Regions from separate parts of the Homo sapiens genome. Here regions 1 and 3 are each linked to region 2. A link is a loop called in an ENCODE intact Hi-C map of the cell type or tissue named here. Cell type or tissue: CD4-positive, alpha-beta T cell. All regions are shown on one strand.

Region 1 (8,000 bases), 72 kb before region 2:
CATTTCAGGTGAAGAGCACAGATTGAAAAAGGGCAGAAACATGAAACAGCATTGTATTGTAATTGGTTCTAACTGAAGTACAGCATGCAATGAGAAGCTTAATGAGAGATGAATCTGACAGGCAGGCAGGAGCCTATCATAAGGGACCTTATATCACACTAAGAAGCTGGTCTTCATTTGGTAGGCAATAGGATGCAGTAGTAGGACTTCAAAAAGAGGAGTAGTATGCTTTAGATAGAATTGGCAGTGAGTGGATGCAGAGGGTGAGAGAATGAAATGTTCTAACTTGATTAGAGGATGGTGCCTCTTAACCTCCCTGAGAAGAAATGTGAAGAAGATGGGATAAGGAGCTTGTTCTGTCTGGAAGGAGTGACTTTATGTAGAGCTGTTGAGTAGGCAGTTAGGTATTATTAGGCCCTGTTCCTCAGGGGCATGGTGTGGGCTGGTGTGGTGACCTGGGAATAACTTGAATGGAAGACATTGTTGAAATGACTGGATTGGTTGAGATCATGCAGGGAGTGAGAACAAAGTGCTGAAGATAGGACTTGGGTTTTACCTACATGAAAGGGGACAGAAACCGAGGAGTTCACAAAGGAGACATGTAGCAATGGCTGGTAAAGAAGAAATGTGAGTGTGGAGTTGTGGGAAAAAGAAAAGCCTTTGAAGAAGATAGGGCTCATTGTGTGTCAGTTGCCCGATGAAATCCAAATAAGATGATGACTGAAGAGAGAAGATTGAATTCTGTGATTAGGTCACTGGTGCTCAGCACCAGAGTGTTTCCTATGGGATGGTGGAGATGGGTTGAGTGTTAACTGGGAGGTGAGATGGTGGTGATGGAGTGGAATTGTGTTATAGAGCCTTCCTAGATTTGGTAAGCTACTGGGTCTTCAAAATCCATGTAAACCACAAGACCTGTAATGGTCATGTTTTTTGTTTCAGAACTTGATGGGCACAGCTGAGAAACATCCTTTCTGTAGGAAGTCCCTGAAGGCCATGGGCTATGGGTGAAGCTGTCAAAGGTTCTACAGTCACACTGTTATTGAAGGAGTTAGGACTCAGCCTCTGTTTTCAAGCAGTTAACGTAACTAATCTTTCCTGTTAATGCCTGTGGAGGTGAATTTTCCATTTCCAGTTCTTATGCTTAGAATCATTTCTCATGTTTTAGGCAAATGCGAGCAAGTATTCACACCATCAATATTTACAATGTAAAACCAAGAGTTGACAGATCTGTGAAGTGTCATATTTTAGCACAAGGGATGGAAATAGCAGAGCATAGTATAGAGTGGCACGTTTTCCTATCATAGTGTCTTCTCCAGCAGAGTCTTGCATCTTATAATAATTCTTTATTGTCAGAAAACACTAGCCACATTTTGGTTGCTTTTCTTTTCTCTTGAAGAAACCACAGATTATTCTCTTTCCTTTTTGCCTTTCATCATGTGTGTTCTATGTAGTATTTCAATATTCAATATGTATATATACATATATTTATCATGTACTTATATAGCAGGTATTGACAATGAATGGATGAACAAAACATAGGCCCCTGCTCCATGGAGCTTTGTAATCTCAGGGGAGTAGGTTTAAAACAAAACCACACATCATGCAATTACATTTGCCATAAGTACAGTGACGGAAAATTTCCGTGTGCAGTGAGAATGAATAGCCATCCTAGTTAGGGGCTGGGAGCAGGTGGATTACCAGGAAAAGATGTTTAAGGTAAGATCTAAAGGATGAGTAGGAGTTAGCTGGATGCAGGTTGTGGGTGATGGTGAGAGAACATCTCTCACAGAGGAAGCCTCCTGACCTAGATCCATCCCTATATCCTATCCTTTCCTGGACTAGTAAAAACAAAGGATCTTTTCTCTTCTCTGAATTCTAGTCACAGCCTATTGTTTACTCTCTGACACATATATGCTGTCCCACAAGTGTTTTGCACGCACAGCCCCCCACCCCATATAGATGAATGAGTTGTGCTCTCTCCAAGGGCACCCAGCTAAAGGGGTAAGAAGAAGAATCCACCCATTTCTCAGCATGCTTAGCTATATGTCCTGGCACAGGTCTGCATTTACCTGGAAAAAGGGATACCTTTTTCTAGTTCATATGCCCAGAGGGGGTCACTATTTTCTAAATCACACAAAGGCACCATTTGTTTTACCAGAGGCTTTGAATACACAAATGTTATCTCTCCCCTAGTACATGATATGTTCATTGAGGGCAAGGATTGTATCATCTTATTAGCAAACAGTACTATCTTTCATTTAAGGCATTTTGGGGGTTTTAAAAATGAGTAAGACATATATCCTTTTCTTTGGGAGCACTAATCACTGACTTAAAAATATAGTAAGTGAATAGTTTCTGCTTTTTCAGTTATAAACAGGAATTGATCTTTATGGTACATTTAATTCTAATCAACATATCCTCTTGGTTGTGCCAGATTTAAGACCCTGAAATAAACCCTAGTGGTCAGTTTGGGCGAGGTGGCCCACACCTGTAATCCCAACACTTTGGAAGGCTGAGGTAGGTAAATCACTTGAGCCAAGCAGTTTAAGACCATCCTGGGCAACATAGCAAGACCCTGTCTCTACAAAAAAATAAAAAAATCAGCTGGGCATGGTGGCATGGGCCTGTAGTCCCAGCTACTTGGGATGCTGAGGTGGGAGAATTGATTGAACCTGGGAGGTTGAGGCTGCAGGGAGCTGTGATTGTGCCACTGCACTCCAGTCTGGGTGACAGAGCAAGACCCTGTCTCAAACAAAACAAAACAAAACAAAACAAAACAAAACAAAAGAAAACAAACCCTGTGATCAGAATATACTGAAGTTGATTCTCAACTCAGTTTACAACTCGAGTTGGAAGTACATTTATTACCCTTATTCAAAATGTTGCTTTTATGAGCTCTTTTCTCTAGGTTAGTAGTCCACAAAGTGAGCTCCTAGGACTAGCAGTGTCAACATTAGTTAGGAAGTTGTTAGAAATATAAGTGCTTGGTTCCTGTGCACAACCTACTAAAATGGAAACCCTGGGATTGAAGCCCAGCAAGAACCATTGCGCTCAGTATAAAGAAAGGAATTGATATGGTTTGCCTGTGTTCCCACCCAAATCTCATCTTGAATTCCCATGTGTTGTGGGAGGGACCTGGTGGGAGTTAATTGAATCATGGGGGCAGTTATTTCACATGCTGTTCTCATGATAGTGAATAAGTTTCTTGAGATCCAGTGGTTTCATAAGGGGGAGTTTCCCTGTACAATCTCTCTTCTCTTGTCTGCCGCCATGTGAGATGTGCCTTTCACCTTCCACAATGATTGTGAGGCCTCCCTAGCCACTGAAACTATAGGTCCATTAAATCCCTTTCTTTTGTAAATTGCCCAGCCTTGGGTATGTCTTTATCAGCAGTGTGAAAATGGACCGACACAGGAATACAGTTTAGTTGCCTGAAATCCAGGGACCCATTTCATTGCTAAAATTCCCTAAACTGTCACCCTAGCTTACTTCCTGCTTCTGCAGGGTGTCTTAGAAACTCCTTAAATAATCACATCAAATGGACCATGAGATTCTCTCATTACCATGAAGTACTCCAGCAAGCATTTCTTAATTATCTTTTATATGTCAGGAATTATGCAAGATGCTGGTGATAAAACAGGATTCAGAGAATATTGTCATCATTCTCCAGGAGATCATAGCCTGATAGAAGACACAAATATGGAAATTAATAAAGCACCTCTTTCTGAGATTGACATTAAAATAGAAAAACATGGTAATATTAAGAGAGTATGGTTAGCCTTCTTGGTAAATGTTTTCCAATGTTTGCTACTTATGGGGGAGTGATGTTTACATTTTGGTCCAGCTGCAAAGTTGTGTCTTGTTATAGTACAAGCAGTATTGAAGGTATTTAAGAATCTAATGCAAATGTGAGCCCTGCCACTGGTTTATGTGACCTTCAACAAATTAACCCCTTTAAATCTTTTCTTGTCTGAAAATGGACAGAGTAAAACCTGTCTTATCTATGTTAGAATTGCTGTGAGATCAAGCTAATGCATTTGAAAGCATTTTGTAAATTCTAATGCAGTCGCCAATATCAGTTATTATTCTCATGTAGTGAAGAATAGTGTTTCTCAGGAGGTGCATTGAAGTATGAAAGATCTGGGATATGGGTAGGTAAATTTGTTTACTTACAAAAATATTTTATAGGAGTACTTTTTCTAACTATAAAAGTTATACGTTGTGAAACATTGTACCCAGTTGATTGTTCTGTCATCACTGAAATTTACTTGGCTTCAAGCACCCCAAACTCTCCTGGTTTTTCTCTTAATCCATTGTAATCTCTCTCAGTTTTTGCCAGTTTCTCCTGACATCTTGACATTGCCATGTTCCAGCGATTTATTCTTGGCCCTCCTGTCTTTTCTGTCATCCTTACACTCCTAGTGATGTCGGGAGTCTCTTGGCTTTAAATATCACCTATATGTGGATAGCTCCCAAATTAACACTTCCTTTGTGGACCATCCCCTGGAATCCTATCAAGCATAGCCTTGGTGTCACCACTTGTATAAGTACCTTAAATCTGACAGGTACCAAACTGAACTCCTGACATTTTCCCCAAACCTACTCCTTGTATAGTTTTCTCCATTTCATTGAATGGCAACTCCTTTCTTCTAGTTGCTCATATCTAGAACTCTGCAATCTCCACTGATGTCTTTTCTCCTACATCCTACATCCATCCTATCAGCAAATCCTCTTCCCAATAGCTGAATCAGAACTTCTCACTTCTCCTGTAATTTCTGGGCCATACTACCATTGTATCTTGCCTGGACTATCACTGTAACTTTCCATCTTGATGTCACAGTGCAGCTCAGAGATAGCATTAAAATATAAATTTAAAACTGTTATTCTTTTGTTCAACACCCTTCTAAGGCTTCATTAATACAAGACTGTATTAGGCCGTTCTCGCATTGCTGTAAAAAAAGTACCTGAGATTGGGTACTTTATAAAGAAAAGATGTTTAATTGACTCATGGTTCTGGAGGCTTTATAGGAAGCACAGTGCTGGCAGATGCTGGGCCTCTAGGGAGGCCTCAAGAAGCTTACAGTCATGGTGGAAGGCAAAGGGGGAGCAGGGACATCACATGGTAAAAGCAGGAGCAAGAGTGAGTGGAGGGGCAGGTACCACATATTTTTAGATGACCAGATCTCGATCTCCTGAGAACTCACTATTGCAAAGATAGCACCAAGCCATGAGCAATCCGCCCCCATGATCCAGACACCTCCCACCAGGCCCCATCTTCAGCATTGGGGATTAAAATTCAACATGAGATTTGGGTGGTGACAAATATCCAAACTATATCAAAGGTCCAACCTAATCTGACCTCCATGAAGCCTCTAATGTCACCTCTTATTACTCTCCCTCTTTTAGTTTATTTTGTGCTTCTATAACAGAATACCATAGATTGGGTAAGTTATAATGAACAGTAATTTATTTGCCTCCAGGTTTAGGAGGTAGGAAAGTCCAAGATCCAGGTGAGGGCCTCCTTGCTATGTCGTACCACGGTAAAAGGCCAAGGGCAAGAAAGAAAGAGAGAGAAAGAGAACAAGTGCAAGAGGGAGCCTGAACTCTATTTTATAAGGAACCTATTCCTGCAGTAATGCCATCAGCCATATATGAGGATGGAGCCCTCATGAACCAATACCTCCCATTAGGCCCCACCTCCCAACATCACCACATTTGGGATAAAGTTTCTAACATATCAACCTTCACGGACACATTCAAACCATAGAAGTCCCCATTTTTCATTTTGCATCAGCCAGTCCCAGTCTACTTGTTCTTCCTAGAATGTGTTATGCATGCTCCTTTCTCAAGGCCTCTGTACTGGATCTTTTCTGCCTGGAACTCTCTTCATTCAGGTATTTACTTGGCTTTGTCCCTCATGCACTTCAGGTTTCTACTCAATTGTCATTTTGTCAGTAAGGCTTTCCCTGGCTACCTATTTAAAATTGCAATCCCGGCCAGGCGCCTGTAATCCCAGCACTTTGGGAGGCCGAGGCTGGCGGATCACGAGGTCAGGAGATTGAGAGCATCCTAGCTAACACGGTGAAACCCCGTCTCTACAAAAAAATACAAAAAATTAGCCAGGCATGGTGGCGGGAGCCTGTGGTTCCAGCTGCTCGGGAGGCTGAGGCAGGAGAATGGCGTGAACCCGGGAGGCGGAGCTTGCAGTGAGCCGAGATCAGGACACTGCACTCCAGCCTGGGCGACAGAGCGAGGCTCGGTCTCAAAAAAAAATAAATAAATAAAATAAAATTTCAATCCCTTCCTCTCAATCTACATTTCATGCTTTTGTTTTTCTCTATAGTCCTTTTAGCATCCATAATAATGTATATTTTAATTATTTATTTGGTTTGTATGACTTCACATTCCCTCAATAAATTGTAAGCTTCATATAGATAACAAGACACTACTATATCCCTAGCACATTGAAGAGTGCCTGGCACTTAGTAGATGTTCAATAAATGCTTGTTGAATGAATGTGTAAATTTAATTTTGGGCACATAGGCTGTTTTAAATTTTCTGTTGTATAATCAAAACAGTGTTATAATCAATGTTTGTTATGATCAAAAACAATGCAAAACAGTGTCTGGATTTTTAATTAATTGAGATGATTACTTGTAGCAGAAAAGTTAGATTGAAGGACATAAACTGTATACTCTGGACAACACTGAAAACTGTTACGATCATTACTAATTTGATGGTAAAAATGCTATTTCATTGGGACAATTGACATTTAAACATTTTTTAATTTTTAACTTTTGTGGGTACATAGTAGATATATATGTGGTACACGAGATTGTTTTGATACAGGCATGCAATGTGAAATAATCACATCATGGAGAATGAGTTATCTGTCCCCTCAAGCGTTTATCCTTTGTGTTACAATTAAGTTACACTCCTTCAGTTATTTAAAAATGTACAATTAACTTACTATTTGCTATAGTCACACTGTTGTGGTATCAAATAATAGGACTTATTTATTTTTTCTATTTTTTTGTACCAATTAATTATCCACACCTCCCTCTCCAACCCCCACACTACCTTTCCCAGACTCTGGTAACTGTTCTTCTAATCTCTCTGTCTATGAGTTCACTTGTTTTGATTTTTAGATCAACAAATGAGAACGTGTGATGTGTGTCTTTCTGTGCCTAGCTTATTTCACTTAACACAATTACCTCCAGTTCTATCCATGTTGTTGCAAATGACAGAATCTCATTCTTTTTTTATGTCTGAATAGTACTCCATTGGGTATACATACCACATTTTCTTTTTTTTTTTTTTCTAGATGAAGTCTCACTCTGTCGCCAGGCTGGAGTGCAGTGGTGCAATCTCGGCTCACTGCAACCTCCGCCTCCCAGGTTCAAGCGATTCTCCTGCCTCAGCTTCCCGAGTAGCTGGGACAACAGGTGCTCACCACCATGCCCAGCTAATTTTTGTATTTTTAGTAGAGATTGGGTTTCACCCCGTTGGCCAGGATGGTCTTGATCTCTTGACCTTGTGATCCGCCCACCTCAGCCTCCCAAAGTTCTGGGATTACAGGCATGAGCCACCGCACCCAGCCGTACCACATTTTCTTTATCCATTCATTTGTTGATGGACACTTAGGTTGTTTCCAAATCTTAGCTATTGTGAACAGTTGTGCAACAAACGTCACAATGCAGATATCTCTTTGATATACTGATTTCCTTTCTTTTGAGTCCATAACCAGCAGTGGGATTGCTGGTTTATGTGGTAGCTCTATTTTTAGTTTTGTGAGGAAACATCATACTTTTCTCCACAGTGGTTGCACTAATTTACATTCCCATCAACAGTGTAGAAGTACTCCCTTTTCTCTACATTCTCACCAGCATTTGTTATTGCCTGTCTTTTGGATAGTCATTTTAACTGGGGTGAGATGATATTGTAGTTTTGATTTGCATTTCTCTAATGACTGGTGATATTGAGCACCTTTTCATATGCCT
Region 2 (8,000 bases):
CCTTTGTGGGTAACCCGACCTTCTCTCTGGCTGCCCTTAACATTTTTTCCTTCATTTCAACCTTGGTGAATCTGACAATTATGTGTCTTGGGGTTGCTCTTCTCGAAGAGTATCTTTCTGGTGTTCTCTATATTTCCTGAATTTGAATGTTGGCCTGCCTTGCTAGGTTGGGGATGTTCTCCTGGATAATATCCTGAAGAGTGTTTTCCAACTTGGTTCCATTCTGCCCGTCACTTTCAGGTACACCAATCAAATGTAGATTTGGTCTTTTCACATAGTCCCATATTTGTTGGAGTCTTTGTTCATTTCTTTTTACTCTTTTTTCTCTAAACTTCTCTTCTTGCTCTATTTCATTAATTCAATCTGCAATCACTGATACCCTTTCTTCCACTTGATCGAATTGGCTAATGAAGCTTGTGCATGTGTCACGTCATTCTCGTGCCATGGTTTTCAGCTCCGTCAGGCCATTTAAGGTCTTCTCTACACTGTTTTTTCTAGTTCGCCATTCATCTAATCTTTTTTCAAGGTTTTTAGCTTCCTTGCGATGGGTTTGAAATCCTCCTTTAGCTCGGAGAAGTTTGGTATTACTGACCTTCTGAAGCCTACTTCTGTCAGCTTGTCAAAGTCAGTCTCCCTCCAGATTTATTCTGTTGCTGGCGAGGAGCTGTGATCCTTTGGAGGAGAAGAGGTGCTCTGTTTTTTAGAATTTTCAGCTTTTCTCCTCTGGTTTCTCCCCATCTTTGTGGTTTTATCTACCTTTGGTCTTTGATGTTGGTGACCTACAGATGGGGTTTTGGTGTGGATGTCCTTTTTGTTGATGTTGATGCTATTCCTTTTTGTTTGTTAGTTTTCCTTCTAACAGTCAGGTCCCTCAGCTGCAGGTCTGTTGGAGTTTGCTGTATGTCCACTCTGGACCCTGTTGGCCTGGTTATCACCAGTGGAGGCTGCAGAACAGCAAATATTGCAGAACAGCAAATATTGCTGCCTGATCCTTCCTCTGGAAGCTTCATCCCAGAGGGGCACCCACCTATATGAGGTGTCAGTCGGCCCCTACTGGGAGGTATCTCCCAGTAAGGCTACACGGAGGTCAGGGACCCACTTGAGGAGGCAGTCTGTCTTTTCTCAGAGCTCAAACACCATGCTGGGAGAACCACTGTTCTCTTCAGAGCTGTCAGACAGGGCCATTTAAGTCTGCAGAAGTTTCTGCTCCATTTTGTTCAGCTATGCCCTGCCCCCAGAAGTGGAATGTACAGAGGCAACAGGCCTTGCTGAGCTGCGTTGGGCTCCGCCCAGTTAGAGCTTCCCTGGCCACTTTGTTTACCTACTCATGCCTCAGCAATGGTGGATGCCCCTCCCCGAGCCAGGCTGCCGCCTCGCAGTTTGATCTCAGACTGCTGCACTAGCAGTGAGCAAGGCTCTGTGGGCATGGGACCTGCCGAGCCAGATGCGGGATATAATCTCTTGGCTTGCCGTTTGCTAAGACCATTGGGAAAGCGCAGTATGTGGGCAGGAGTGTCCTGATTTTCCAGATACAGTCTGTCATGGTTTCCCTTGGCTAGGAAAGGGAAATCCCCTGACCCCTTGTGCTTCCCAGTTGAGGTGATACCCCACTCTGTTTTGGCTCACCCTCAGTGGGCTGCACCCACTGTCCAACCAGTCCCAATGAGATGAACCAGGTACCTTAGTTGGAAATGCAGAAATCACCCGTCTTCTGCGTCAATCACGCTGGGAGCTGCAGACTGGAGCTGTTCCTATTTGGCTATCTTGGAACTGAAGAAAGTAAGGGAAGTAAGTATTCCCAGAAGGAGGTGCTTCCTGAGTTGAGGCTTGCACATGACTAGCGGTTCATTAGTTGCCTGAAGCAGAGAAGCACTCTCCAAGTGGAGGGAACCATGTAAGATCCTCCAAGACAGCTAGAAACATTTGTTATGGTTTGAGCACATGGTTTAATGGCAGATGGTGGGAGGAATAGCTGGGAGGTAGTTAGGACCAGATCATAAATGATCTAGAATACCACAGTAGACAGATCAGTTTAGTGGATTCATGAGGGGGCAGAAGCCAGATCACAGTTAGTTGAAGTGTAGATGACAGATGATAATGGCAGTTAGTGAGCCCAGACTAGTCTTTCAGGAAGCACAGCTGGGAAGAAATGGAAAGGAGCTAGAGAGTGGCGTGAGATGTATCACAGAGTCCCAGCAGGAAACAGATGGCTTATGCAAAAGTTCAACTGAATAGAGTTTAATGAAGAAACTTTTTATGGAGGTATGGACCAATTTAAGGGAACCGACAACAGAAGTGTGAAGAGCTAGCAGCAACTGGTTAGCACTTGTAGATCTGACTCTTCTGCAAGTGGAGGAAATGGTGTTCTGGAAGCTCAGTGGCTGTGGAAGGCAGAAAGGAGATAGAGAACTCTCTCTAATCTCCTGCTGATGCCTCCCATCAGATGAACACCCAGAATCTGTAGTGCAAAGGAGCCTGAGTGATACAGTCCAGAAAGGTCAGCCTCTCCAGGCCTGCCTTGGAGACTGGATCTGAAGAGCAAATGGTGAGCCACCAATATGCAGGATCAGTGGAGATGCTGTTTTATTTTCTTAATAATGGGGGAAACGTTAATCATTTATTTGTTGAGGGGAGAGCCAGATGAGAGATAGGCATTACCAAAGCAAGAAAGAGGCAGAATAATTAATGGAATGAAAGGAACACGTTTAAGGAGAGGAGGAGATTGGAAGAACTGGCAGAGATACTTGTTTTGGAGAGTAGGAAGGATCCTTTAGTACTTGAGACCCACAGGAAGGAGGCATGCTTGTCAGTCTGTGCATGCCCAAACAGAAGATGGGAGACAATTTGAGGAAACTAATGCCTAGAGAGCTTTTATATTCTTGTCAACGTAGAATGCAAGGTTATTTGTAGAGAGTGAAGGGACTGAGCTTGAAACAATTTTAGAATTGTCATGAGGAGAGTGGGAAGGTGAACTGACTAGGGAAGGTGTCCGTAAAGACTGCAGAAAGCGGGTGGGGATCCAGCTGAGATAGGAAGTGCTGAAGTACTAAAAGCAAGTAATAAAAGAGGGAACTGCCTCAAATGTATGTTAGTAAGTAAATTGCTAAGGTTAGTAACTGTAATACAGCAAAGACAGAATTGTTCTTGTGCTATTTTTGGCACTTGGCTTTGCCTCACACATACTGTTTGATGTCAGAAACCTGGAATCTCAGATTTCTCTCAATACCATATTTCCTTAATTCAAAGGCACTATTTATTCTAAAACGTACCAGAGTTTTATTACCTTTTTTGGTAAGTGAGAGAAATTGCCACTCTGTTAAATGTACAATAATTTTTTCCAACCGACAATAGTATAAGTGTATCCACTTAATTTTGTATAATTTCTTCTTTAATATCTCTGTCAAAGACCAAGTCTGTGCTTTTGCCTGGAATATCTAGCAAGCTTGTCCAGCCCACATTATTTTGTTGTTGTTCTGTTTTGTTTTGTTTTAGGCTTTTAGCAGCCTGAAACCATGATTTTTAGTTTCTGTCTCTAGTGATAAGTGGAAAAAAGAGATGAGAAAGGGGCTTTACTGGCCCAACCAGAAACAGAAACGAAGAACCCACAACTGTATTCTCTCCCTTGGACACCCCTGGGAGTCTCCTGAGCTACTTCTGTCCGTGGGCAGTTTGTGAGATTGGGTGACATGTTTCTTTTCTAAACCTGTGCTTGGGATCCTAGCTCGCATTGGCTTGACCTGATACTACCTCTGTCTTGCCTTCCATATTAGTATCTCCCCAATTTTCTTCTTTTATTACTCTATACCCTGTCTTGCATTCTCTCCACATTCTGGCTTTACTCATGTCAAGTCTTTTGTGAGCTCATGCTCTAGCTTAGTTGGGTTTAGGCATCTGCCAATTAATGTACTTAATCAATTAGTTTTAACAGCATCCCATAAGTTAGGGCTGGACTGGTGTCTCATTTCCTATTATTGTTTTTGTTTGTTAGGCTTTAATTTATATTTCCCTACTGTGAATAACTTGAGCTCTTTTTATAAATACCCCTAAAAGCTTCTTTGTTCTACTAGGTTACACTTACGATTTTGTCACCTGTAGTTAAACTATGTCTCTTAGGAGTTATTCAGAAGTGTTTGGCAGATAGTATCTGAGTGACAGTCCTTCAAGATGCATGAAGTGGTTGTGTTCTAGCTTTTAAACTTAACGTGGTCTTTTCTCGGGGAGTTGGCAACTTTTGTCCTCTTAATTATATTACCTCTTGTGGCAGAGGTAATCTTTTGTATACATTAACTTTTGGTCTCTTTGCTGCATCATTGTGCAATCTTTATTCAGATGCTATAAAGAAAGTTAAAGGTAAATCCAACTCTTGTGATACAGGTAACTGAAGTGATAACAAAATGAGTGCATAGTTGGCCTATTAAATTTGCATAGGCATGGGCTCTGACACTTATTCTGCAAAGCTAGTGACAAGTTTCTTTTGATGTGGTTTCAAAAGTCTTCAAATCTGCATTTCAGAATTGAGGAAATGTGTCAGTACCTGCCTCACAGTGTTGCCACAAGGATCAAACAAAAAAATATACAGTTATAGTCATTATTTCCTGGTGTCTAGTATAGTTTATGACCTGAAACACAATAATTAAGAGTTTTCTTGGCACTCAAGCCTAAATATTACCATGTATATTTATTCCTATAGCCTTACAAGATAAAGAGGTGTAAGGCATTACAATCTTATTACAGATAGACAAGGAAATTGAGGTTCAGAGACACTGAGTGCCCTTCCTAAGGCACACAGTTGGAAAAATGATGGTGCTGGGATGATAATCAAGTTCTTGCCTCAGCCTCCTTCTTAGACTATAAACAATCTGCCTGCTTGAAGTTTCTGCAGTGAATCATGGAGAAGGGCCTGAGAGCACTGAGAAAATGTTCCTTTATTTTTCCCACAAAAGAAAGATATCCATAAGTACTGGTGAAAAGAGCAAGGCAAATAGGCTTTATAATTCCCAACCAGTGTGTCTTATATTTTTTCTTAATTTATTCCTAGATGAAGAGATGTGTATTATATTTTGTGAAAAGATAAATGTTTAATTTTCTTACTGGAAGTGTATTAGTCTGTTCTCATATTGCTATGAAGAAATATCTGAGACTGGGTAATTTATAAAGGAAAAAGGTTTAATTGATTCACAGTTCCACATGGCTGCGGAGGCCTCAGGAAACTTACAGTCACGGCGGAAGGCACCTCTTCACAGGGTGGCAGGAGAGACAATGACTGCAAGCAGTGGAAACGCCAGATGCTTATAAAACCATCAGACCTCACGAGACTCACTCACTATCACAAGAGCATGGGGAAACTGCTCCCATGATTTAATTATCTCCACCTTGTCCCACCCTTGACAGGTGGAAATTATGGCGATTACAATTAAAAGTAAAATTTGAGTGGGGACACAGAGCCAAACCATATCAGGAAGTGACCATGACATATTAATATATAACTTTTAAAAATATGAACAAAGAGAATGCCATTGAAAAGCCATCCTTATCCATATTTTCTAATTTTCTCAAGTAAATGTTAATACTTATTACTTGCAAAATATAAACTTGATATGATAAAGGGTATCTTAATTTTTAAATAAATGTGCTTAGAAAAATGATTGGCATCCTAACTGTGGTTATTTTTGGTTGATGATATTATGATAGGTTTTTATGTGCTTCACTATTTTCTAAACTCTTCATACTGAATATGTATTGCTTTGTAATCAGAAAACAAAATATTAAATATTGTTTTGAAACTGATGTAGGAAAACAGACAAAGCTGAGGAATTAGAAGACGTGGTAGAAAGTAAAGCTATTTTGGAACAGATAACTTGTGAAGAATTATTTTAAAATTTACTTTGAGGTTATTGATTCCTCAGGAGACAGGGTGGTGTTATGGTATTGAGAGTACAGGGAGAGGTATGATATAGGGAGAGACATGATATTGAGAGATACGGGGAGAGATTGGGTGAAAGGGGATGTTGCTAGCCAAATTCTGCTTTCTGTGATGTACAGGGAGGAATAATGAGGCATCAGCTTTTATTCTGATTTCTGTTTATGAAGTTTTTAGATTTAACATTAGCTCTTAGGATCCAGGACGGGAACTATAATGGTCATGAGGACAGGCTTTAGAGTTAGGCACTTAGATTCTAATCCCAGAACCCCTATAAATCAGCTCTATGACATTGGGAGGTTACTTAAATCTTTGTTGGTTTCCTTATCTGTAAAAACTCTGCCTTACAAGGTGGTCGACAGCACTAAGATATTGTGAACTTAGCACAATGATTGATATGTATCACTAATGAGTGGCAGCTATCATCACCACCACACTCATCAACCTTGACTGAGATTTGAGACATACATAAATATGAGTTGGTATTATAGAATTATTGCCTATCTCAAGTATCTGTTAGCACCCATAGTTGCAGTGACAGCAACCCGACTCACACAGTTTAAGCTTGAAAACACAGAACTTATGCAGGGCAGTTCTGAGGACCCCAGGCCCTAGAGTACCTTAACCTTATGCATGATGGTTGTAATAGATGCTTTACATTTTTTAGAGAATCTAATATTTGTGACATTTTGGTGGTGTTATATGTTGATTGTCTTTTCTCTGGAGCATTAGTCGGATTTTCCTTGTTCTTTGTATATCCAAGTGATTTTTGATCGTATTCTGGATATTTTTAATATTATGTTGTGAATCTCTAGATCCTTATAAAATCCTCTGTAGACGGTTGGTTTGTTTCAGCAGCCAGTTGACCTGGTTAGGTTCAGACCACATGTTTTTTCTCCCTTTTATGTGTGGTGGTTCCTTCCAGTGTCTATTCAGTTTTCAAAACTTTGGCTGTTTTTATCTTTTGTGTGTGTGGAGGGGGCAGGTGAGGGGCAGGATCATCTGCCCCTTGCTCAATACTCAGGGTTTAGTTCAGATAGTGGTTTATATTGTAGTTCAGCTCTCCATGCCTTTGCTATACTTCTTTGAGTATATTCCATATTTGCACAGTTTGAAGGTGAGCCTGGGACTGTTACTTCATAGACTGAACCAGAGGATTATCTTCTCTATTACTCTCTGGAATATTTTCTCAGGACTGCTTTTTATATTTCCTCTGGCCAGAAAGATGGATTATTGTATAGTTTTAGCCTGCATGTTTTTGTGCAATTCTACTTGCCTGGGATGAAGTGACAAGTGAAGGAAGGAAGAAAAAGAATAATAAGGATTTTCTCCTAAGCTCTTTGCACAGCTGAAGTCCCTGTTCTAGTTATCTTATCTAGAGAGAGAGGTTTTCTCTTGGCATATTAGGTGTTTGCATGGTTGTTGTGGAATCAGTGCTGTTCTAAGCTGGTGCTGGCCGTGGGGAAGGACTGGAAGAGAAAAAGAAGAAAAAAAGCACATGGATATCCCTCTCACTTTCTGATCCCATTTCCCCTCTCCCAGTACTCCAACCACAGGGATCTCTTTTCTTATTCTTCTGGCCAGAAAAATGGGCTTCTCTTGTAGTTTTTTGCATTCTGAACCCACTGTGCAATTCCCTGATTTGGCCCACCTTCAGCTCAAGGAGAAAAAGGAAAGAAAAGAAGCCCGGTAACTCCCTACCATTGTATTAGCTGTTAGAAAGTTTTGACTTTCTTATTCAGACTACCTGCTGTTTATTTTGCAGAGTCTTGCTTTTATATTTTGGGCAGAGTGGGAAAAAGAAACTGTAGCGGACTTTCTCCATCTTGGTTAGCACCAGTGTGAATAGTTTATTGTGACTGTCCAGATAGCATGTCCATATTAGGGCCTGGCCAGGGGTTGGCCCACTCAGAACTGCAAAGTGTAATGAGAGCAGGGGGCATGCTGTTACCTAAAGAAATAGGAAAGCCATGCCAGGCAGACAGAACAGCAGGTGTCTAATGTTTATGATTAAGAAGAAAACCTTTTAATAGATGTTTTAAGGTTAATTTTAGAAAGTATAGTTATGACAGAGGTATTA
Region 3 (8,000 bases), 54 kb after region 2:
CGTGGCTGAGAAGACCTCAGGAAACTTATAATCATGGTAAAAGGGGAAGCAGGCATGTCTTAAATGGCCAGAGCAGGAGGAAGAGAGAGAAGGGGGAGGTGCCACACACTTTTAAACCAGATCTCATGAGAACTCACTATCACAAGAACAGCAAGGGGGAAATCTGCCCCCATGACCTAATCACCTCCCACCAGGCCTTACCTCCAACACTGGGGATTACAATTCAACATAAGACTTGCATGGGGACAGAAATCTAAAACATATCAGAGGAGAAGGAGGTAAACACATGGGAAAAGAGAAAAGCAGCAAAGCCGTCATAGAAAAGGAAGGTAGGTGAATGCTGATATGTATTTGGGCAGGCTGACGACCTACTTAACACAACTGTACATGTTGAGCATGGCTTTGAAGGAGGAGTCAGATACAAGTTGGCAGCATGGTGTGGGTAATTCCAAGAGAGACAAATGATGAGTGCCCAGTGGCTTGCAACTGGAAAAGATCAAGGTTTGAGACAGCCTGGGAGATAAGAAATTGCCTGCTTGGCTGAGACCACCTGAGCCAGAACATCATGGAGCACAAGGCAGTTAGGTTAGGGTCAGTTGGTAGACCTTTTAAAAACACATGTAATTTAGCCCTGATGAGTTGAGCCAATTTATAAAGACTTAGTGCATTTGTGAAGTGACAACTGAAATAAATCAGACAACCATGGACAAAGCCAGTCTCAAAATTTGCCTAAATTGTAGTCCTCCCAGTTCTGAGTTCTGTTTTTATATGAGAATCAGCTTTCAGTTGATACCTCTGTGTGTTTTTAAAAATGTGGTTTTTTTTTCATGCTGTATATGAATGCAGACACTGGATCTCTTTTGTAATCTTAATAATAAACTGGTAAATTTTGCTTTATTAGGGTTTTGGTTTTATAAGACATTTCATAGTTTTATCTCAACTTGCCAAAGAATGAATTGATTATTGGTTTTTCATCTGCACTGGAAGCCCTCTGGTTCTAAGTATTATTAATATTAATTATTATCTTTACCTAGTCAGCCAGACTTGAAAGCATCTGTCTCCATTAGAAAGAGAGGCACAGAATCAATCTGCCATGTGAAACAAGAGGCTTTGTAAATAAAACTTTTACTATAGAGCATTTGAAATTTGATTTCTACATTTTTAAGTATTTAAAAGTGGTGTATATTTTTTAATTTTTAAGAAGTTTGCATGTATTGAAAGTCATGTGGTTAGCTGACTTCTCACAATATATTTGCATATTTTATTATTTTTACCCTTACCAAACTGACTCTTGTTGACTGGTGTTACTTTACCATTTACTAGTTGTGTTTGACTTTTGGGCAAATTAAGAGCTCTAATCTGGAGTGTTTCCTCATTTATAAACTTGAGGATAGCAATACCTACCTCTCAAAGTGATTAAGAAGATTACATAGTACAGGGTGTCAGCACCGCCCGCCACTCCCACCTGGGAACCAACTACTTTCACTAGTGCAGTAGCTCACACATAACGCAATCCATTTGTATTAATGTCAAAATAAATCAGCAAATTAGGGAATTAAGTAGGATTTGAAATTTGTTTTCTATGCTTGTTAAACCAGAATTTTAAGAAAGTAATCTCTCCAATATGATGATGTTTCATTTGCTTAGATTCTCTGAATTTTATATTGCTTTTCTTAAGGGGAGTTGAGAGCCCCTTTATTTTTCCAATTATTTAGGAATCCCCAGCAGGAGCAGCCATTATTTTACAGATGGTAAGAAAGGCAGGTGTGTGAAGTGGCTGGTTAAAGTGTATCATGATGCAACTCATAAAAATGAATATGGAAAAAGAGAGTTGTAAAAAGAAAAAATGTTATTTATAACTATTTTGAGACATTTACCTTTAAATCATTTTCTTAAGCCTCCTTCTTCAGATAAGTTAATCTACTCTTCCATAAGAATACTTGAGAATAAAATTGGGTAGCCTAAAGGAGTTATTATACATGATTTTCTACTAACTGGAAATAGCTATGGACAATCGCCTTTAATTTTGATTCCCCAGCTTTAATAGCAGACTTCCTATTGCAGAAGTTGTTTTAAAGGAGAAAAAATACTTTTAGCAGATTATATGTTTAAGAAAAGGAACTTTTAGTCTCTTTTAAAAATGCTGCATTTAGTTATTAAATAGTTGATTTATTTTTATGTTTGCATTTAGAATTCCTTTTCTGTTTTCCTCCACTGAACATACCAATTTTGTTTTCGAATGGCTAACCCATTTGGTATCTCTGGTTTAAAAATGAGAATAAAAATTTGATAATAATGGCTTTTGGGGTTTGACTGAGTTACAGCTGTTTTCTTATATTTTGCTTTGTGTGGGGGTGAATGAATGAGTGTGAGAGAATAAAAGGGCAGAGTTTAAAAGACTGCTCTCCTTGAAGGCAGAGGTTGTCTTAATCATGATGTTCAGAGCCCATGGATCAGGACCTAGAAGCCTCTGGGGTAAACATTTTAGCTACAGCTCTTGTAGTCTAACATCAGGTTATTGAAAAAGACTCCGAGAACCACTACCAATATTATGAACTAGCAGGATTGAAATGTGAATCTTGATATATTCTTTCTGAAAAATAACCTTTTTGTGATTGCTATGTGCAAAGCATAATGAAATGTGCTGTTGGAGGAAAGGAAGAGGTTAGTGGAAGTCTCAAAATGAAAAAGCAAGTTGCTGCGTAGAAACTTATGTCAGCTATGGAATAAAGTAAATGAATGGATAGAAGAGTAAGGGTGATAAACAGGTTACCTACATTTTAAAGAGTTATTTCATGATGAGGAACATGCTGTGTACGAGGGAAGGCCACCTATAGCTTAGGGTAAAAGCATTTGGAAGTAACAGTCATTTCCCCACCAATGTTCTCTCTTTTCTCTCATTTTGTCACTGATGTTTTAGATTCTGTCAGCTGGCCCTTCTATTCTGTCACCATTTGTACTTTTCCTATACTGCCAGTTTAAGATTTTTGTTATAAGCATGTTATATGACTTGGTTGCTTTTTTTTTTTTTTTTTTTTTGTAGACACAGATAATGTACAAGTGGATAGAGCCCAAAATCTGCCGGGAGGATCTCACAGATGCTATTAGATTGCCCCCTTCTGGAGAGAAGAAGGATTGTCCGCCTTGCAACCCTGGATTTTATAACAATGGATCATCTTCTTGCCATCCCTGTCCTCCTGGAACATTTTCAGATGGAACCAAAGGTAGGATGTCAATTGGTCCAATAACTGGGCCTTTAGCAAAATGATCTTGTTGGACTACTGTGACCATTTTCTAAATTGTTTTTATGGAAAGTGGTTACAGAATTTCTTTTAGTTTTAGTAGACAAAAATTGCAGTCAACTGTAATATTTTAGTTGCAGATAGATGGCTTGAATATAGCCATGTTGTATACTTACTATCCAGAGCCTTTGAGAGATAGCATAAAAAGGACTCTGAAGGCAAACTGACTTGGATTTGAATCTATGTCCCCCATGCTACCAATAGTGTGATTTATCCAAGTTGTTTAAACTTTTTGAAGCTCAATTTTCTTGTCTGTAGGATGGTGGATAATATCTGGCTCATCATCATTGAGAAGGACATTTAAACATGCCTTCTGTAGTACTTTTGCAGCAGGTATAAATGTTTGTGAAATATTTTCTTTCCCTACTCCTTTTCTTACTGATGTGATGATGCGAAGTGGCTACATTTCTAAATGGTTGGAAAAGACCCTTCTCTTTCAATTTTGCAGATGTCAATTTAAATCAGGCTTATTTATAAACCCAGCACTTTCCCAGCCCCTCAACACCCAACCATTCTCAACATAGTCAATATTTTGAATTTGAATTAATCAGTTCATAAATGGTATTAATATTCTGTTAAGTTGAATAACCAATAGGAAGAGTGAAATCTTTCTTTATTCATAAGGTGGAAGAACTGATTCTAAGGTCACATGCAGGAGAACTTGAACTTGTTTCATAGTTACTCTTTTTATGGAGGGTAATTAAGTATTAGCAGCTACTCCCAGATGTGAAGGAAAAAATTATTTTTAAAGATTTTGTTTCTGTCCTTTTCCTTTTTCATTTTAGTCAAGTATATGTATGTATGTATAATATATCTAGAATTTTGTTCTTTTCAGATTTCTTTTGAAAAAGTTAGTACATCCTGAGGGAACTGGTAGTCCAATATCTTTTTTTTCCACTTCTCTCCCTGCTAATTGTAATGTAGTGTGTTTGGAACAGAGAAAGTAGAAGTTGTCCATATGCAGTTTAATTTTAATTGTTGACCCTACTTGTCTCCTGTAGAATGTAGACCATGTCCAGCAGGAACGGAGCCTGCACTTGGCTTTGAATATAAATGGTGGAATGTCCTTCCTGGCAACATGAAAACTTCCTGCTTCAATGTTGGGAATTCAAAGTGCGATGGAATGAATGGTAAGTTCAAAATCAGCCTACTTGATGTATTTCAGCAATAGAGACATCATTCATTCTTGAACTTAGCTCTCTAAAACATACCAAGTATGGGTATGAGGAACTTCAATCTTATCATTTGGCTGCTTGCCCATCTTCTGGTTGTACCATAAAAATAGTAAATGTGGTGTCACAGCCAGGTGACATTCATAGAAGAACAAACTATTAATTTTGCATTTTTTTTAGGCAGTATTGAAGTAGATGCTGAGAATCATCATTTATGGGTATAAATGCCAGAATAGATTTACCAAGGAGGGGGATGAAATCTATGTTCTTTACCATTTTAAAGAGTAGCATGATGGGATTTCTGTCTTGATTAGTCTGGCTCAGCACTGTGCCCTGGTGAGGGGTTAACTAACTTCAAATTCCCCTTGCCTGTCAAGTCTATGATTGTATTTACAAAGTATATATGAATTCTACCTATTGAAAATTTGAAAATGTGGCAGAGTTCTACAGAACAGTTGTTGATTTGTATTTGCTCTTACCTTTTAAGTGCCTAGAGGGCTTGGAATTTACTTGTTCTGCAGTATGTGATGGTTGAATGAATATATGTATTTTTAAACTTTATGCTACGGGTAGGTATTGTATATACCAGACCTTTACACTAAAATGCATCCTTTACTTATAACCTCACTGGCATTTTTTATCTGCTCACTTTTCTCTATATTATGTTTAATTATTGTAAACACGTATGTGTGTGCTTTTTAACACATACGTTTTAAATCAATATCTATTCAAAAAAAAAAGCTTGAGTCATAGGAAGTGAGGTGTATACATGAGCACAGAGATTGACAAATAATAGGTTTTTGAATAATGTTAAACAGATGAGTGAAAGAGGAAAAGACAAAGCCTCAGTATATATATTAAATGTGAGCTAGTCTTCATTATTGACCAACAATCCCACTTAAAAAATCCTCAGAGAGAAGAAGAATAAGATATAATAGCTGTTACTTGACCCTGAAGGTTTTTTTTTTCCTAAAATGTCCTATAATTGAATTTTAAATTGAGAAAATTAAGTCCTATTGGGAAAATAAGATTGGGAAGGCAAGGGTATAGAATAACTCTATAAAAGGACTAATACATTTGTGTGTGTGTGTGTGTGTGTGTGTGTGTGTGTATTCACTTACTAGTAAAGATTACCTGAAACTTTAATTGGATCTTATAGAGGACTTATTCATAGCTTAAACTCTGGAAATACTTGATTTACCCACTTGCTTACTCATTTACTGAGAGTCTATTTTTAAATTTTGCTTAGTTTTCAGTAATGATCAATGATTAAATGAAAAGTATAAATCTCTGCAGTATTAGTGTGTGGCATTGAAATGGTAAACAGTAATGTAAAAACTACAAAGATAAAAGGTGATGTATATTTTGTGACTGGCTGGTCCAGTAGCCAACCTTGTGAGGAGCAGCACTCACAAGAACGAGGGTGAAATGGAGAGGCACAGGGGCAGCCTGTCCCCTGGGATAGTCACCCACTAAGGCATGGAGTTAAAGCAAGTGTGCTTTGCCCAACTTGACTGTATGATTTGGAGTGCTTTGAGATTCATGTAGTCTTGGTCTGATTTTCACACAGTTACAGAACAGGTATGTAGAAGCAAATCTTCATGTGCTAAAATTTGCCTAAGAGGAATTCAAAGCTGGAGACAAGTAGTTTTTATTCATGAAGATGTTCATTGGGCTTTATCTATAACAACAAAAATTGAAATAATTGAAATATCCAAAAATAGGATAATGTTTACAAAAGTTATATTACCCTAATGGAATGAAATATTATGCAATCATTATGTGCAAGTTGTACAGAAAACAATTTGGCAAAGTTTCAGAAATTTAGAAAGTTCCTATTCTCCAAGCCAAAAATACCACTTATGAGGATTATACCAAGGAAACAGTGTGATGTAAAGAAAAATTATGCACAAAAAATATTAATTTTAGAGTTATTTATAAGAGTGAAAAATAGGAGAAAACTAAATTTTCAATAATGGGGTATGGTTAAATAAAATTATGATATAGCTATGTAACATTGTTAAGTTATTAAAATTAGATGTGCAGAGGATTTTTAGTGGTTTTTTAATGATACATAATAGTTTTATATATTTTGGGGGTACGTGTGATATTTTGATATATTCCAAAATGTGGAATGATCAAATAAGGGTAATGGGATATTATCATCTCAAACAATCTTTTTAATGTTGGGGACATTCTAATTCTTCTAGCTATTTTGAGCAACACAAAAAACTACTAACTACACCCTACTGTATATTGAACACTAGATCTTATTTCTTGTATTTAACTGTATTTTTGCGCCCATTAACTAATTGCTATTTACCTCAAAGGGGTAATATTTTTCATAGAATGATGATCAGAAAAATCAGAAGACCATGCTAAATGAAAGAAAAACAGGAAATAGATTATATAGTAAAATCTAAGTTATATATTTTAAAAGTATACACTAGACAAATACTAAAAAGAATGTTAAAAGGCTATTCCTTGGAGATGGGAGGTTTATGTGAAATATGAATTACTTTATTTTTAAATTTGGTTTACTGTATTTAATATTCCTTATAGACACTCATTGCTTTCAAAATCAGAATAGTAACACAATATTGATTTAAAAATATATTCATTTGACTCAATAACTCTTTTATTGGTATTCCTTTTTAGAAAAATATTGAATATATAGAAAAGCTTTACAAAAATATGTTTATTATAGTTTATATTATGTTACTTAAAGGTAAAAACAAACCAAATGGTTAAAATGGATGTGTAATCAACAGTAGATAAGTCCTGTAGTGGGAGCGATTTGGTGAATTATGCAAATTATATTTAGCTGAATAATAAAATATTATTTCAGTCATTAACATGTTTATGAAGTATTTATAAAAGTGCTTATGAAATAATGTTAATTTATAAAAGCATGATACAAAATTATCTATAATAAAAGCTCAGTGATGTAAAAACATGTATGCGTTGAAAGAAAGTGAAAAGAAACATCACAGCATGTTAATGGTGTTTTTTTTCTAGGTAATGAAGTTATAAGTAATTTTAGGTTTCAACTTTTAAATTTGTCTTTAAAATTTAAAATTTTTATGATAAATATAAGTATGATTTTTAAATACAAAATAATCTTAAAATATAAAATATACACAGAAACATGGAAAATATGAGATTCACTCTTATGGAAAAAAGAAAATACAAAATTATGTATACCATTATTAAACTGTGCCTATGGACAAAGACTAGAAGGGAATGTATAAAAATTATAATAGCTGTTAGGTGTTAGGTTAGAAGTAAATGTTTTTGAAATCAACATTCTGGTTGACACTGTTCCATATAGTTTTTATGCTTGAGAAAGGATAAAAATAACAACCAGGGCACAGTAAAAGGCAGTATTTCCTAGGTTTTCTACTGACTTTGATATGCCCTGGTTGATAGGAAAAAAAAATCTTAATTTTTATATTGATGACATGTCAAAATTATGATATTCTGTGTATATTGGGTTAAATAAAATATATTAAAATTTCACTTCTTT

Evidence for each region. Hi-C counts contacts between places; a loop is a spot of excess contacts. Peaks named below come from ENCODE experiments on the same cell type or tissue, not always from the same donor. Only the 100,000 strongest peaks of a DNase experiment are listed, where the experiment ranks them.
Region 1: it touches region 2 in a loop (2.2-fold over the local background); 6 of 110 quality-filtered maps call a loop at or near these places.
Region 3: it touches region 2 in a loop (2.6-fold over the local background); 3 of 110 quality-filtered maps call a loop at or near these places.

The regions. Positions count from the first base shown.
Region 1 is chr7:87,047,564-87,055,563 of GRCh38, reverse strand. The region is part of intron 1 of ELAPOR2 (endosome-lysosome associated apoptosis and autophagy regulator family member 2); the gene reads left to right. Among named protein-coding and RNA genes, the nearest start is that of ELAPOR2, 8.1 kb to the left of the region's middle. In CD4-positive, alpha-beta T cell, no CTCF peak of the experiment used is centred here; no DNase peak of the experiment used is centred here.
Region 2 is chr7:86,975,460-86,983,459 of GRCh38, reverse strand. The region is part of intron 1 of ELAPOR2 (endosome-lysosome associated apoptosis and autophagy regulator family member 2); the gene reads left to right. Among named protein-coding and RNA genes, the nearest start is that of ELAPOR2, 80 kb to the left of the region's middle. RefSeq lists a silencer at 4,335-4,424. In CD4-positive, alpha-beta T cell, no CTCF peak of the experiment used is centred here; a DNase peak (open chromatin) is centred at 4,479; H3K27ac peaks cover 950 bases.
Region 3 is chr7:86,921,960-86,929,959 of GRCh38, reverse strand. It overlaps ELAPOR2 (endosome-lysosome associated apoptosis and autophagy regulator family member 2), which reads left to right. Exons shown (of 22, transcript NM_001142749.3): 9 at 3,044-3,224; 10 at 4,304-4,432. Among named protein-coding and RNA genes, the nearest start is that of GRM3-AS1, 120 kb to the right of the region's middle. In CD4-positive, alpha-beta T cell, CTCF peaks have their summits at 2,881 and 3,085 (motif pointing left); a DNase peak (open chromatin) is centred at 3,099.